Linked DNA regions of Mus musculus: region 1 is linked to region 2. The links are chromatin contacts, found by POLR2A ChIA-PET in ENCODE. All regions are on one chromosome and are shown on one strand. Each heading gives the region's core, a stretch centred on a gene start or an enhancer-like site at or near the end of the contact. The rest is flanking DNA. Distances are from core to core; before and after follow the strand shown.

What was found. ChIA-PET counts read pairs that join two places held with the same protein, here RNA polymerase II (POLR2A).
Region 1: POLR2A ChIA-PET joins it to region 2 with 99 read pairs in embryonic stem cell. The contact joins the promoter of Poldip3 here to the promoter of Serhl in region 2. POLR2A ChIA-PET finds 5 or more read pairs at or near these places in 4 of 5 experiments (Patski and embryonic stem cell).

Annotation. Positions count from the first base shown.
Region 1 is chr15:83,148,030-83,150,949 of GRCm38, forward strand. Poldip3 (polymerase (DNA-directed), delta interacting protein 3) reads right to left here and starts at 1,349. Exons shown (of 9, transcript NM_178627.4): 1 at 1,166-1,349. The coding sequence starts at 1,224. Rnu12 (RNA U12, small nuclear) reads left to right here and starts at 1,616; the gene lies at 1,616-1,765.
Region 2 is chr15:83,098,699-83,101,731 of GRCm38, forward strand. It overlaps Serhl (serine hydrolase-like), which reads left to right and starts at 1,507. Exons shown (of 12, transcript NM_023475.3): 1 at 1,507-1,649; 2 at 2,946-3,033. The coding sequence starts at 1,646.

The DNA.
Region 1 (2,920 bases), core at 99-2,598, 49 kb after region 2:
AAGAGAGTACATCAGATCTCATTACAGATGGTTGTGAGCCACCATGCTGCTGGGAATTGAACTCAGGACCTCTGGAAGAGCAGTTGGTGTCTTAACTGCTGAGCCATCTCTCCAGCCCCAGGAAAACAGTTCCTGACACCTACAGCAGTGTATCTATATGCCTGCTGACCACGGGCCGACTTAACCACTTTTTCACCTGCACATTTATAAAAGCTAGAAATGGCTATCGATGTTTAAGAGTATGTTGAGTCTGACTGTCTCACTTAAGACATCAGGGCATACATCCATGAATGCCAATGCCACCCTCTTGGAACTGTTTTGTCTGTCTTTGCCTGAGGCCAACTCAGTTGGGGCACTCGGTGGCCTTGGGAAAGTCTTTCTCTCTGGCTCCAGCTTTCCCGTTTGTGAAATGCGGAATAAAATAGTTAAGCAACAGCGGAGCGCCTGGAGCACCAGCTACTCAAGAGACTGAGGCAGGAGGATGGATTTGAGATCAGGAGTTCCTGGATAACATGGAGGACGCCGGCTCTCAAAACGGAAACAAACTGGCCTGTCATCTCAGCCCTTGAGAAACGGGAGGAGGAGGGAGACTCTTGGCGTTTTAAGGCCAGCCTCGGAGACGCAGCGAGTTCGAGGCTCGCTCCGGCTATGTGAAAGCCGGCCTCAAGAGAAAACAAAACGATCAGACAACCATTACAGATATCACAGTGAAAGGAACAAGGCGTCTCGCCTATGAAAGAGCTCTTTGCTTAAAACGGGTCGGGCTAAGCACCGTGGCATAGGAGAACCAGCAGAACTGGCCATAAACAGCTCTGGGCTGGCGGCTCCTCCGCTCAACTTCCGCCCTCTTAACTCCCAGGACCTAAAGGCCGAGCGGAGACGGCGCCACCGTGGTCCCCCCGGACCCGATCCTCCGGGGAGCAAGGCCCTGGCCCGCCCAGCCCTCGGCTCGCCTGCGATCGGGCCTCCCGGGCCTCCCGGGCCCAGCAGCCAGTGGACCGACCAGCAGCTGGGCCCGCGCGGCCGGGCCAATAAGGAGCGCGGCGGACGCAGGGGGCGGGCGCAAGCGGCGTCGCCCCCCGGAGCCGCTCCCTCCTCCGCCCCCGAACCCCAAGAAGCAGCGAGGCCCCTACGAGCCTCGAGGAAAAGGGAAAGGGCCGCTCACCGTCCCTTGGCCGCCGTCCCGCGCTTCCGGATGAGCTCGTCCAGCGAGAGATCGGCCATCTTGCGGCGCGCAGCTAGCGGAGAACGGAGGAGAAGCCGACTGCGGCGAGCCCGCCCCGCGGCCGGAGTCAAGAGCGGCTTCCGGCAACCCGGACGGCCAACTCTCGCGACAGCTCAAACGAAAAGCTCGAGACGGAAGGGGTGGAGCCTCTCTCCCCGTGAGCCTTTGCGGTGCTCGCTTCTAATTTGCATGGAGGAGTCCGGAGCCTTATGGGCTCTCTCTCCCCCCTCCTCCTTTTGCTAATGAGGAATTAGAATTATATCGATCATAAACCATTAAAAAGCATTATCAAGAGGACAAGTCTTTTAGTCATACAGCCGATCGGACACTCACCATACTTGTAATGAGAATATAATTTCTTACCCCTGAGGAACGTAGACACGTTCCTCATGCCTTAAACTTATGAGTAAGGAAAATAACGATTCGGGGTGACGCCCGAGTCCTCACTGCTTATGTGAGAAGAATTTTTGAGCGGGTATAGGTTGCAATCTGAGGCGACCCGCCTACTTTGCGGGATGCCTGGGTGACGCGATCTGCCCGACCCCCTAATTCTACAAGAATAGAAAGCTTAGCAGCTCCTCTGAATGGTTGCTCTCAGGTGCTAGTGGTTGCAAGTCGTATGTTGATGCCTGCCTTTGCCCTACCTGGTGTGTGAGCGTGAGCGCGCCCCACCTCTCCAGCCTCTCTCTTACTGTTTTTCAGACAAGATGGGACTGTTGTTCTCCTACTGCTATGTACCTCAATTTCAATTGATCATGCCTGGACATAACTGCCCATGTTGTAAGGTCGTCTACGTTGTAAGGTCGTGCTCAGTTTCTGATGCCTAGACTAGTCACCTTTCCGTTTGCCTCCTGACTGTGTAAATGAGGCAAATGAAGGTGGTCTCTTAACTGACATGTTAGTGTTTGACCTATGGGATAGTTTCTCATTGTTGAGACAGAATTTCTAGAAGCTGGTCCGCTGAGCGGCTAAGAGCACTTGCTGATATTGCAAAGGATCTACCTGGGTTTGGTTCTCAGCACTCACATGGAAGTTCACATGTAACTCCAGTGCCAGGAGATTCAATGCCTTCTTGACCTCCCAGGCTATTGCATACATATACATACATACATACATACATACATACATACATACATATATGTGTATACAGGCAAAACACTCATAAACATAAAAATAGATAATTTTTTCAAAAATAAAAACATGATGCTCTTGGGTCAGTTTCTCATGTTCCCTTGAAAATGTACATGTTGGGGCTGGTGAGATGGCTCAGTGGGTAAGAGCACCCGACTGCTCTTCCGCAGGTCCAGAGTTCAAATCCCAGCAACCACATGGTGGCTCACAACCATCCGCAACAAGATCTGACTCCCTCTTCTGGAGTGTCTGAAGACAGCTACAGTGTACTTACATATATTAATAAAATAAATCTAAAAAAAAAAAAAAAACTATCTGCCATATGGAACATTTAAAAAAAATGTACATGTTATGAAAGGAAGGCCTTCCTAAGAGACAAGAATCAGTTTCCCACAAGAATATTCACGAGCTTGGCTCAGGAATCCCAGGCTACTAGTTTGAAATGCCCTATGACTGAGGCTTTGGCAAAGTGGGGACTTTGATCAACCTGGACTGCCCCCATTCTCAGGACATAGACTCTACAACTGGAACCCCATCCCTGCTGCCAGGGCCTGAACTACAGGT
Region 2 (3,033 bases), core at 257-2,756:
ACAGACAGGAGCCGGCTGAGGTCATGGCTGCTGGAGGGGCTGGTTGAAGCAAGGGAATTTTGAGGTCAAAGGAATGCGAGATGCCAAGTGCAAGTATTGGTAACAATGTGTCACTGGGAAAGATTGGGAAAGGTCCCAGGCTTCCTGGTAGGTGTCTTGTTCCCAGTGGCTCTGAGTGACTGTACTCCGACAGAACTCAGTGAAGACCCTTATCTATCGAGAATCAAAGTGTGTTCTCCACCGATAGATGCCACTGATTGGACCCAACAGAAGTGTTCTCAAAGGGCTGGGGATGTAGCTCAGTTGGTAGAATGTTTGCCTGGCATGCATGCATCCACGTGTTTGACCCCCAGCAGTGCATAAACCAGGCGTGCAACCCCAGTGTTCTGGAGAGGGAGGGAGGCGGCTCAATTCAAGGTCACCCTCAGCTATGGAGTGAGTTCGAACCCTGTCTCCAAAAACCAAAGAATAGAACAGAAAAGCGTGGTGTGTTCCCAGCTCCTAACCTCTGAGTGAAACCACTCAGAAAAGTCCTGTCACAACCAGGCGGCCCCATTTTCCAGCCCCTCATCTACGTTGGCCTATTTTTCAGCCTCAAATTTCTCTCCACAGTGGCTCTGCCCAGCCTCCCCTCCCTCCCCTTACTACAGCCTGTGATGCTCAGGGTTTGCCCTGTCACCCCTTTGGGGAACTCACCACACTGATTCCGCTCAGTGCCCAGGTCTGTGGTTCGCCAGCTACAACAATGATAGGGAATATCTCCCGCTGTTCCAGAGAGCCCACCTGGTAAATTTAAAAGCTCAAGATTTCTGCTTTTAATTTAAAAGGTAGTGCTTGTATGTGTCCATTTTAGGAATGTTTGTGATTGGATTGCTAGGGTTAGCTTTAGGATGAGTTTTGGTCATTGGAGAGTCCTGCAGTGTATTCCAGGCTGGCCTCCAAAAACCCACAGGCCTTTCCCAGCCTCCTGAATGCACCCCGTGCCCACAGTCTGACTCTGAGTTCTTCTCGGGACTGAAACTGTTTTCAGTCCTTCCTTGCCTGGGGATGGTTTCTGCCAGAGCCCTCGCTTTATACATTCATTTATTCATTCAGGCCGTGCAATCAATTATCAAAGCTGGATAGCGCCAGGCACTGCTGAGGGACCGCAGCCACCGTGGGGACACGGTGGGGAGGCATGAAACACTGTGAAACAGTCGTCTCATTTCTGTGGGAATCAGAGAGGATCCTCGAGGGAGCTTTCCTCACTGTGGGGCCACCGGGGCCTTGTCTAGCTCGTGGTAATCATGCGGGGATGCCCAGGTATTGAGCCTGTCAAAGCTTGTCCTCCAGAGACTTACTTCTCTGCTAGCTCTGACACCATCCCACCGTAGCAGCACAGCAATGTGCCAGGAGTTGAGCAGCCCTGAGATCCTCCTGAAAGTCCCGGGCCGGCCGCAGGAAGGCGGGGCCTCGGTGGGCGGTGTCGCTTGAAGGGGCGGGGCTGGCGCTAAAACTGGGGCTAAGGAGACGGAAGCCGGTGGGGACGGGAAGGACCTGGAGGGAAAGTCCTGAGCGGGACGCAAGAGGCGGGGCGTGAGCTTCTGAGTCCTTCCAGTTCCTGTGACCTCCTCAGCGAGGAGTGACAGCCTCACCGACCAGAGCAATGGGTGAAAATGTCCCTCAGGGCCCCTTAGATTGGAGTGGGAAGGGGGAGGCCGACGAGTGCTCCCACTCGCTTACTTGAGCTGGTGGAGTGGACGCTCATCGCCCTCTCCCAGGCTCAGTGGGCAGCACTGGGATCTAGCAGAGCCAGACTCGGGGCTCCTGATGGCCGCTGAGTCCTAGGCTGCTATTTGGGGTTGCTCTTTGGGTCCAACAGCAGCAGAAGGTCAGCTCTGGAGCACATCTGACTTGAAGAGGCCCAGATGGAGCCCTGGAGTCAAGCTGACTCTCTCCCCCTCTCCTTCCTCCCCTTCTCCCTTTCCTGTGCCTCAGTTTCGTGATCTGTGCACTGAGAACAGCAGTGGCCCAACTCTCCAACTCACGGTGTATAGATAGATAGATAGATAGATAGATAGAGTATAAAGTGTCTGGCATCGGCTCCGAAGGTATAGGAAAAGCTGGCCACGGTGATCTCCCAGTTTCGATTTCCAAGGGTTCAGTTTCCTAAGGTCCAAAATGTGAGGGCACAGACCAGTTTTGAGCAGCATGGTACTCTGAGTAGTGTCTTAAAACCCTCAGCCATTTTACTGTATGTAGCTTTAGCTGGCTTGGAACTCCCTAGACCAGCCTATCCTTAAGTGGCCGAAATCCTCCTGCCTCTACCTCCTCAGGACTAGGCTAGGCTTATAGGTGTGATTAATACACTTGGTTCTCATAATAATATTTTAGAGTCAGTGCTGCACAAATTGTAGTATATTTGTTTTATTTTGTTGATTTGAAGTTTTATGAGACAATGTTTTATCGTCTATCCATGTCTACCTTTTAAGGGCTGGGATAACAGGCATGTATAATTATTGTTATAGGTAGCATTCAGTGTATGGGGTCTGTTACTGCTTGAAGTTTCAGGTATCTACAGGGGCTCTTGGAATGGGTCCCATATAGTTATGAGGCATTATTCTCTATTTGCTCCTGTTTAACAGAAAGGGAAACTGAAGATGGAGAGGTTTTAGGCAAGCCAAGGTCATACAGCCCACAAGTGTCAGGGTTCAAGCCGGCAGCCCCCAACCTACTCCTTCCAGTTCTGCCCTAAAAACCAATGAGCTATATCCTGAAAAACCTATTCAGATCTTTCTCATCCAGGGGACCCAAGCTGTCTTTCCCTGTTATCTGGCAATCAGTCTGTCTAAAGCTTAGACATAGGCCAGTAGCTCAGGCGCCTGTGCCTCTTGGTGCACTCATAGGGGCTTAGGAAGTGCCGGATTCCTGGATGCAGGGGTTGACAGACCAGATCTGCCTTGCAGGTTTGCACTCAGAGTTGAAGTTGGCTGTGCCCTGGGGCCACATTGCTCTCAAAGTCTGGGGCTCCCAGAAGAACCCTCCAGTTCTCTG